2 separate regions of the Homo sapiens genome follow, and region 2 is linked to region 1. The links are chromatin contacts, found by Hi-C or POLR2A ChIA-PET in ENCODE. All regions are on one chromosome and are shown on one strand. Each heading gives the region's core, a stretch centred on a gene start or an enhancer-like site at or near the end of the contact. The rest is flanking DNA. Distances are from core to core; before and after follow the strand shown. Region 1 overlaps HOXA13 (homeobox A13). Region 2 overlaps JAZF1 (JAZF zinc finger 1).

Evidence for each region. A loop is a pair of places that touch in the nucleus more often than their neighbours do. ChIA-PET counts read pairs that join two places held with the same protein, here RNA polymerase II (POLR2A). Pooled maps may share reads with other maps.
Region 2: a loop to region 1 is called in a pooled map, with 2.8 times the contacts of the local background. The contact joins two enhancer-like sites. A Hi-C loop is called at or near these places in 10 of 168 maps with a recorded cell type or tissue (aorta, astrocyte of the cerebellum, heart left ventricle and 5 more) and 4 of 50 pooled maps. POLR2A ChIA-PET finds 5 or more read pairs at or near these places in 1 of 52 experiments (HEK293).

Annotation. Positions count from the first base shown.
Region 1 is chr7:27,192,549-27,197,656 of GRCh38, reverse strand. It overlaps HOXA13 (homeobox A13), which reads left to right. Exons shown (of 2, transcript NM_000522.5): 2 at 1-3,293. Among named protein-coding and RNA genes, the nearest start is that of HOXA13, 5.0 kb to the left of the region's middle. RefSeq lists enhancers at 4,412-4,969, 4,970-5,108. Within about 2 kb of position 1,281, at least 2 of the 41 ENCODE cell types and tissues checked have a DNase peak (open chromatin) inside an H3K27ac peak, as active enhancers do.
Region 2 is chr7:27,898,774-27,903,887 of GRCh38, reverse strand. The region is part of intron 2 of JAZF1 (JAZF zinc finger 1); the gene reads left to right. Among named protein-coding and RNA genes, the nearest start is that of TAX1BP1-AS1, 160 kb to the right of the region's middle. Within about 2 kb of position 2,752, at least 9 of the 41 ENCODE cell types and tissues checked have a DNase peak (open chromatin) inside an H3K27ac peak, as active enhancers do.

The DNA.
Region 1 (5,108 bases), core at 32-2,531:
ATAATGATCTTGGAATATTTGCTGTGAAGGGAGAAAGGGAGAGAAAACTCTTCTGAGGATCATTTGTCTTGGTAGTATAGTAAAACCAACCAGCTGAACCTTTCAGGCTACAAGAGAACCCGGGTCGGTAATGTCTTTTTAAGAATAATTTTTAATTGCTTATAACAAGCATATTTTGTGGCATTTGAACTATATTTACTGCTCCAATATCCGTTATTTTCCAAAGGATTTTGTATCTTTTTGAAAATGTTTACATCATCAGATGATCCACAGAATTCACTTTATGTGAGATCTCCCGAGAGTTTCCATCCCAACATGATGGACTTTGGTTTGAACACAATTCGTTTTTTCATTTGAATTGGCATTTCCCAATATTTGCTAAACATTTGCTGGAGAAATCATTTTTCTTTTTTCTTTTTTAGAAAACTCAGAATGAAAATTCATTCCCCTGAAATATTTAGGTGTCTATATTCTATATTTTGATCTATTAAGGGATTAGTATTTTTCCATGTTTATTGTGTTATCAGAGTGCATTAGAAAGATTAGTGATTCATCTTCACAGCACATTTTTAATCAAGCAGTTATTTCAACCAGCACATTCGTTTTGTTCATATTCACTATAGAATGATATCTTGTAAATAAAGACATTCAGCACACTGTGAAAATGTATTTGTGCACCTGCTTTTTAAATATTTCTACTAAAAATGAAAAAAAAAAACCCTTAGACCTGTAGATAGTGATATCGTAATATTAATTGTTAATAAAATAGTCACTGCCATTAAAATCTGCAGAAAATACTCTTTACTTTCCTATGCTAAATGTGCACTGCACAGAAAGAAAAGGAGCAGGTTTATCTTATATAAACCAAGGACCATTCTTTATTATTATTCAGTACTTCTTTTGCTACCAAATTTTTAAGAAAAGGGAGAAATCCCTCATAACTAAAATCCTAAAAAATGATAAGTGCTTCAAGGAGATTAAAGTGTCAGGTATTACAAAAGGGAGAGAAAAGAAAGGAGGAAGAGATAGTATGAATTCCCAGGCTCCCTGTGGAAAATGAAAACCAGTTGTTTTGTAGCAGCAATGCCTAGGCTGTCGTATTTTAAAATCTGCTGTTGGGTCTGCATGTGTCTGAGAGGGCAGGTTTTGATATTTGTTGAAATGACAGGACTACGAAAGGCCTTAAACCTTGACCTTGACGAAAAAAAAGACAATTTGTGACCTTGACTTTTGACAGCTCATGAATTGGCCTTAGCTGGATTAGTAGATCAAGGGCGCCACCTCGCGTTGACAAGCCTCCTTGTAATTCTTCAACCAAGGGAATCAAGAGCTCTTACCTCCTTGACTTTAGAGATTCAGTACTCAATTATTTGGCTCCAGCTGGAGCAAATTTGAATATATGTAAATTATACATGTCCCTGTATATATGTAAATATATATAATATGTGTACACATGTATACATTTGCATATTAGTGCTTGTGTGTGCTTGTATATATATTTGTAGAATCTGTACAGATATCATATCATTAATTGCTAATGACGCAAGATATTGTAATTTAAGGTGATTTCTAGAATTGAGGTACAAAATGTACTTTACAAGATGAAGCCTTGTTCCTTTTCTCTAATGGCCAAATTTGATTTGTCTTCACAGTGGCTTGCTCTGCATCAGATTTCTGCAGATCTGCTTTAAAGCTGTACATTTTTGTTACAGTCTAAGATGTGTTCTTAAATCACCATTCCTTCCTGGTCCTCACCCTCCAGGGTGGTCTCACACTGTAATTAGAGCTATTGAGGAGTCTTTACAGCAAATTAAGATTCAGATGCCTTGCTAAGTCTAGAGTTCTAGAGTTATGTTTCAGAAAGTCTAAGAAACCCACCTCTTGAGAGGTCAGTAAAGAGGACTTAATATTTCATATCTACAAAATGACCACAGGATTGGATACAGAACGAGAGTTATCCTGGATAACTCAGAGCTGAGTACTGCTCCAGGGTGGTGTGCAATCTTATATTGATGCTTGTGAATCTGCCATTTGATTTGTAGGATAAATAAATATGTTTAATATTAACAACTTCCATCAAAACTATAATAATAATATTATATCTACTGTTGACCTCTAACAACAATCAGGTGCTGTATTCAGAGTCATAAAGAATACATATGTATGTTTGTATATTTAATATACACATAGGATAATGTGTTTTTGTCAAATCTATGCTATGCGCATATGTATTAAAATGTTGGTGGAATCAGTAGCCGTGGGATGCAGAATTGTGAGATGCAGGCTAATTTTATCTTTACGTTAGAGGAAAGTAATAGTGAATGGAAGAACCAGATTCATCATTTTATGGAAAATAATATTGATTGGTTACAAAAGTGGCTGCCGGAAACCTCTCCAACCTCTCCTGAGGACTCACAACTTCTTTATAGATGAGAATTACGAAAGAGTCTCTAAAGCTGTCTCAAAAACAGGCTGGTGTTGAAACATACATATCGAAAGGTCTCGAGAAATTCAATTATATTTTGCTGCCCTGAGGATTTTCACTCCACTTGTGGAAACAAATGATAATGTTGCTTCAGACCCACCTCTCCACCTCTTGTTCCAAACAGTACTCCATTTCCAAATGAGCTGCCATCAAGCCAAAGTAACAACTTTCTCCCAAAATGTTTAAAGTGGTGGAAAATCCCCTCAAAGCTGGATCAAACTGTGTGTTTAAGAACAGCTCCAAAAGGGACTCTTCTGTTGACAGGGGATATTTTTCTTTAGATGTAAGAAATATTCTGAGCCTCGAGCCTAGGAAGGAGGCCAACAGCAGCTCTCCAGCCGGGATCCCGCCCCTTTCGAAAGCCATCACCACTACAGGAACCCTGGGTAAAGTAGTAGCCTTCTTTTTTTCTCTCTCTAGTTTTTGAAACTGTAATGACAGAAGACATTTCAGGGTTGTTGTGGGGATTTTTTCCCCCCAGTTCTAAAATGGTCATTGATAGTGTCGATCTTACCTAACTCTCCTCCTATTTAAAATTTCTGTGGATCTACCAGATAACCTAAAGTGGGCATGGATTATTTATTATGGCTCCTTTAATGCCCAAATAGCAATCAGTCTAAAACCTTAAAACAAAAACAAAAACAAAAACAAAAATCAAGGAGAGACCAGCCACCTCCTGAAAAATAGGAATAATAGTATCAGCCACTGACCCATGGATAATGTTGTTGAAAGCCTGATTAAAGTATTTTTTTCTAAAAAGAAAACTCTTCCTGAATTAAGAAAATAAAAATGGGACTTTAAAAAAAAACGCTACTTTTTCTATCTGCTCTCAGTACTATCATATTTATTTACTTATTTTAAGTGGATGATTGTTAAATGTCGCTATGCATTTCACTCCTATTTGTGACTGATGCAGAGCTGAAGCCACCCATTCAAGTTATTCAAGTTGTGGGTTTTTAAAAAAAATTAACAGAAAAGGGAAGAAAAAAATTAAAACAACCTAGTTGAAATCTTTTCTTAAAAATTCACCACTAGGCAGTGAAATTCAGCTGCAGATGCAACATTTGTGTGCGGAGAGTTGACACAGATTTCACTTTGTAATACATGTAAGTGCAGATTGCACTCTGCTGCATGTGTTTGGAGGCCTTGGTGAAGATGCAGTGTCTTGCTTCCTCTGTGAATTCCCGAGTTCAGGAGCAGAGACGGAGGTTGCCCTGGACTGCTAATCCCCAGACCCGGTGGGTTCAGAGGCGCCCTCCTGGATTTGCGGACCTCTCCCAAGGAGACGCTAGGGGCTTGCTGATTTATGCGCATTCCTTTAAACTTGATCGAATGCGTGTCAGCCGACCAAGACCTGGAGAATCAGAGAAATGTGCAGCGAGTTGCTCACATCCCATTTCTCATAAGCAAAGATATAGCGTTATCCAAAAGGCAGAGGGAGATTTATGCCTAGGTTTTAGGACAGGCACGCTAATTAAGTTTTCATCTGCTAGGCCGCCGGTCTATAACAGCCGGCCTCATTCTTTATGAAAATGCCCACTCAATCCTCGTGCATCTATCTATCTCTGATGAATGCCTGAGAAGTGCTTGCTATTTTTAATTTTATTTTAAAGGGAAGGAAAAAGACACTGGCGCAGAAAAACTCCTCCGTGAAAGCAGCCAAGGCCTTGCCACAGTTGATTTCATTTCTGCCCGGCTCTCGTGACGCTGAAGAGCCGGATCCACTGGGCAGAAATAATTACAACGGGTCTCAGAGATTTCCAAACCTCTGCGGGCGGTTATGCGGCGACATAGGTCCTCCCCCAGGTACTGGGGTGTGAACTCGGAGAGCTACCTGATGTCGCGCCCCTCGGGGACAGAGGCGCGGCCCCAAACCCTCCACGCTTCTACAAGAACCCCCTACTCAAAATGGAGGCTCAGGCCGGTGTAAAGCGGGCCTCCCTCTGACGGCACGCGGGCCAGTCGGGGCTGCGGCAGGACGGCTGGCGGAGGTCCCGGCGCGGAACAGCAAGGGCCGTGTCTGTGCGGGTGAGTGGCCCCGCAACTGCAGGCTGACGTCACCGCAGGCCGCGCGGGCCTTCGTGGGGCTCCCCGGGCGCGGCTGGATCAGGACAAGCCTACTTCAAGGAATGTTTGGTGTGGGTGCCCACTTCCCGGCCCCGCCCCGCCCTCCCCAGGAGAATAATCGGGTATTTAATCTCTCCCGGTCTTAATTCTTGGCAGCGTGGAAGGTGGTTTGCAACGGGAAATAAAACTTGACAGGAGCATTTTCTCTAAAAGGGATTTTGAGACGAGCTGAAAAGAAACCGTGTTTTTCTCTACCAAATACTTCCGCTTTCTGAGCCCGGAGCCGAGCGGTGGGAGCTATCCGAGGGAACGGAGAGCGAGCCGGGCACGCGGGGCTACGCTGTGCACCCCAGCGGCCGCGCCGTCCGCCCGGGCGGGAGGCAGCCTCGGGCTGCGCTGCGCCCCGCGCCTCTGCCACGCTCCGCGCCGCTGGGCTGTAGGCCCCGAAGCCGCCCGCAGCCCGAGGCCGGGACCCGGCGCACGGGACCGTGGCACCGGCAGGTCCCGGTTGGCACCCAGAGTGGTACCCAGGAGCTGGCTGAGGGCGGCTGGGGTC
Region 2 (5,114 bases), core at 1,503-4,002, 700 kb before region 1:
AACAAAGCTTTTGAACTTCAAATGAAGCATAGTTGGATGTGATGTTCTACAGAGGGTCTGCTAGCAGACGAAGTCAGAGCCTTGTGCAACTTGATGAATCTGCCAAGCAGAGAACAGCCCTTAGCTGGATGGAAGGATGTCAGTCCAGCAGCTCATGGCATGGAGGGTCTCCTGTTGCCTGTCCTGCTGGAAAGACCCTCTATAATTTTGTTCTACTCTAGAAATCAAGGCCAGGAAGTAAGAAGAGGTGTATGAGTTTATAGATGGGCCCCAGCGTGTTGTCTAATGAGAGGAACCTTCTTTTTCTGTTCATGAGTAGTTATTGTATCTGTCTTCTTGAATTTGCCTGTGATTGCCATTTAATAGATACCATTGCAATTTAATAGATGCCTGGGCCGGGCACAGTGGCTCACGCCTGTAATCCCAACACTTTGGGAGACCAAAGTGGGCAGATTGCTTGATCCCAGGAGTTCAAAACTAGCCTGGGCAACATGGTAAAACCCCATCTTTACAAAAAGTACAAAAAATTATCCAGATGTGGTGGTGAACGCCTGTAGTCCCAGCTACTCAGGAGGCTGACATGAGAAAATCACACGGCTGCTAGTGAGCCATGATCATGCTACTGCATTCCAGCCTGGGCGACAGAGTGAGCCAAAAAATAAATAAAAATAACATTAATGCCTGCAGAATCAGTAAAGGTGGCTCTTTGCTTTCAGAATCAGCAAAACTCATGATGGCAGTATTTAAAATCCTAATATTCCGTGCCCCAAAGTAACCAAATGCTAGTGTAGATGGCAGAAGGTGAAAGGTTTGCGAGTTAAGATTTCCAGTACAAGTGTTAGTCACTTCTTTTTTTTTTTTTTTTTTTTTTTAAGACGGAGTCTCGCTCTGTCGCCCAGGCTGGAGTGCAGTGGCGCGATCTCGGCTCACTGCAGGCTCCGCCTCCCAGGTTCACGCCATTCTCCTGCCTCAGCCTCCTGAGTAGCTGGGACTACAGGCACATGCTGCCATGCCTGGCTAATTTTTTGTATTTTTAGTAGAGATGGGGTTTCACTGTGTTAGCCAAGATGGTCTCGATCTCCTGACCTTGTGATCTGCCCATCTCGGCCTCCCAAAGTGCTGGGATTACAGGCGTGAGCCACCGTGCCCAGCATGTTAATCACTTCTTTTATGAACCAGGAACCTGACATTTGTTAAGCACGAAGTGTCAGGCCCTGTTCTAAGTGCTTTATGAATATTAACTTACTTAATCCTCACCACAACCCTTGGTCGGACCTGTCATTGTCACCATTTATAGATGAGAAAATGGCAGCACCGAAAGGCTAGGTAGGTAACTTGCCCAATGTCATCACACAGCTAGCAGGGCATGGATCAGGGATTTGAATCTAGACAGTCTACCTCCAAAGCCCACCCTCTTAACTGCTACACTAATATATTCAGACTCCAGACCATGACCTCCCAGGGGGTCAAGAAGTCAATGTGGTGGTCATGACCATCATATTTTGTTAAAATGAAATAGAACAGGAAAATGACAGAGTATATCACATGTAGTAAAGATTGTTTTGTGAAATTTCTGTTTCAGATATTTATATTAAAATGTCTTGTCCTTGAGTCCAGAAATGTTTCATTATTCATAATTTTTTAGATTTCATAAAGATAATATAGTAGAAATACTTCATATTACATAATACCCCCATTAGGGTCTGGGGCAGCCCCATATAATCACGTACATTAATATTTATACAGTGAAACACATGAATATTTTCAGTAAATACAATAAAATCTGTAAGTAGCCTTTCACCCAGTCAGGTTAGTTTGCCTTCCAATGATGTTTTAGTGCCAAACTTTATTTTTAAAAAATTTCAGGTTTCAGAGCTTTGGAGATCTCAAAATTGCAGGTTGCAGGCCTATTTATACATGTGAGCGCACCAGGTCGCACCGTGAGATACGTTTCTTATAATGGGTTGAAGTCAAAACAAAGTTTGAAAAATACTGCACAGTGCTATTGCTGGAATCATTCACTGTTAGAACTGGGAAGGACCCTAGCAGTGATGTATTCCATATATCCATAAAACCAAATCTCAATTTTAACAGGTAGAAAAACTAGGACCACAAAAGTGAATACAGTGACTCCCGGAGGCCACCAGTTTCTTTGCCCCAGAACAAGCCTCCTGGCGACATGCAGTGCAGGCCTCTGGACCATGTGTCCTCTCCAGAGTCTCATAATCACAGCCACATCACACCACACATCTTGGAGTTTTCAGTTTTTTCTGAGACTGCAGTTTCAAGTGGTCACTTCAGTTTCTGAGTTCTCTGATCCAGTGAAAGCCAAGTGATTTTTTTCCCCAGCAGGTCACTTAGACTCAGGTGTTTTGGCCATGGAGTGAGGTGGCAATGGAGTCTCTGCCCAGGTTCCAGCAAATAGTGTACATTTCCTGAGTTTGTGGTTGAAACTAGTCTCCCTGGACCAGCAGTTGACATTTTCCCCCTGTGGAGTTATATTCATGTTTCCACGTTGAGCATGTCAGACTGAATGAACATTGTGGTCTGAGGATTTAAAAGATTTATAATGGAGTCTTGAAAATTTACTTAAGGAATATGTACTTCCCCTAGCAATAACAAATATTGCTACAAATGACCATATTAAATTAAAGTAACTTAGACATTTCTGATTTGTAGGGAAGTTGAAATTAATCTTACAGCAGTTTCAGTTTCAAAATGAAAACACTGCTTTGCCTGACCGCAGATTTTCAGGCTGTTAGTCAACAGTGAGTGAAAGAGTCTCAAGTGACTTTTTTTCTTTAAGAAATATTCAGTGTTCTCTACGTGTAGAAAAATGTTAGAAGGAAAAACCCTAAAATATCAACCATAGTTTTATCTGGGTAATACGTCTCTTAGAAAAAAAAAAAAAAAGTTTTTACACAGGAAACATCAAAAATTCTTTTCATAAGCTGAATGGTAGGTACACGGATTTCTATTTTATTAAAATCTTTATGTGTGGAAATGTATATATTGATTTGCATATATATTCCATAATTTTAAAAAATACCTTTATTTCATTTCTTTTCCTAACCTGTGTGTTGGTCAATTAAAAAACTTTTTAAACATAAGTCACAAATCCATAAAAAATGTTCTGTAAATGTTCTTTACTGAGATATATTACTTTTTACAATTTTAAAAAAGAAGACTTTCTTATTCATTCTTCGTTCCTTCCCTGATTAATTCCTTTAGTGAGTAGGCAAGAAGCCCGGTTCAAATGCTTTTTTTTCCCCACATTAAAAAATAATAATCACTAGAAGGTGTACTGGCAAATGTTGAACTGACTTGGGGAGGAAAAAAGTCTCAATTTGTGTTATTGCCAGTTTCTGTGGTGTAAATACTCCTGCCATAGCCAATTTCAAGCTACCCACATGTTACTGAACACAGAGTAGGTTACTTTGCATTATACAGAATATAGTTATAAATAATTCTACCAAATAGATAAAATGTTAATGTAAATAACAAGAATATAGATAATATTAAAATTCAATAAAATAAGTGATGAGCCTTGAGTTAAATATCCTTGTTTTTAACAAAGCACTTGATTTAATTATTTACGTCATTTAGTTTTTAATAACGGCTGTGTTTAACAACAGACTCACCAAATCCCTGAAAATTTAAGTCAGCTTTCACAACCCAGTATGAGCCAGCTCCAGCACACGGCGGCTGCCAGATCAGAGCAGTGTCACCATTGCAAAGCAGAGAGAATTCTGGGAGGTGGGCACAGCCAGCCTTTCCCAGATCGTAGCCCAGTGGGGCTACAATTCCAGAGACCTCCCCTGCCACAACCGGGGAGCCCAGTGGTCCCACACAGCAGGATGGACTGACATTGAGAGGATGAGCCTTTTGTTCTCCCAGCTGCCCACTGCCCCCATGTAAACCGCCAGAGGAGTTCTCACTGCATTTCCCCAGTCCCCATGCTCCAGCTCCCTGAACACTTTCAACTGTGAAAACCATGACAGCATCCCCAGGCTTGACTGGGCCCTGATGCCAGCTCTGCCACTATCCTAAATGACCTCAAACAGGTCACACCACCTCAGTTCACAGTTACTGTAACAAATGAGGGGGCTGGACCTGATGATCTGACTTAACCAAGGTTCCTTCCTGCTCTAAAACCCAAGTGAGTCAGGCGCAGTGGCTCACACCTATAATCCTAACACTTTGGGTGGGAGGATTGCTTGAGCCCAGGAGTTTGAAACCAGCCTGGGCAACATAGAGAGACCCCATCTCTACAAAAAATCCAAAAATTACCTGGGCATGGGGGGGCGTGCCTGTAGTCTCAGCTACTTGGGAGGCTGAGGCAAGAAGATTGCTTGAGCCCAGGAGGTTGGTGCTTCGGTGCACTGTAATCACACCACTGCACACCAGCCTGGGTGACAGCGAGACCCTGTCTCCAAAAAAATATCCACATCAGCCGTGATTACTGAGGGCTTCAGAAAGATCACCAGTGGTGTCCAGACTCATTGAGGAAAGCTTAGGCCACTGAGTCACATGACTTGCTTAACCTGAACTCAGCCTTGGCAACACGGTTAATCTTTCCAGACCTGATATTTGGTGAAACAGGGAACATAGTCCTCATTTGTTGGCCAGAATCACAGCCTTTGCTGTGCCTCCTTGGCTTCTCTAGACACTTTTGTCTCCCCAAATGGCTCCTTGCCACTAGGAATCTGCCCACCTTTTGACAGACAGCTGTGCTGATGGAACATTGCTCAAAAACTTGAGAATTTACTTACTAAATTAAGTCTCAGAAAATGGGTTAAGTCATGGTTAATGAAGGGAGGAGGAAGAGGAGCAGCATGCTAGTGCAGGGGAGACACGGGCCCTTTTTAACCAGGGTTCCCACAGCGTTTGTGTGGCATTCCTGTGTGTGTTTGTGGGGGCGGGTGGTGTGGGTGTGTGTGTGTATGGTTGTCACTAGAACAAATTGTGCAGCTGTGTACCTTGGTATGTCAAGGTTACCATGATTTATAGGTTGTATGTCCAAGTTCACAACACCAAGAGAGGAGGGAGAACTGCAGGAGGAAGTCTTAGCGACAGGGCTTTAAGAATGTGTTTCATGTTTAATGCTTTTAACA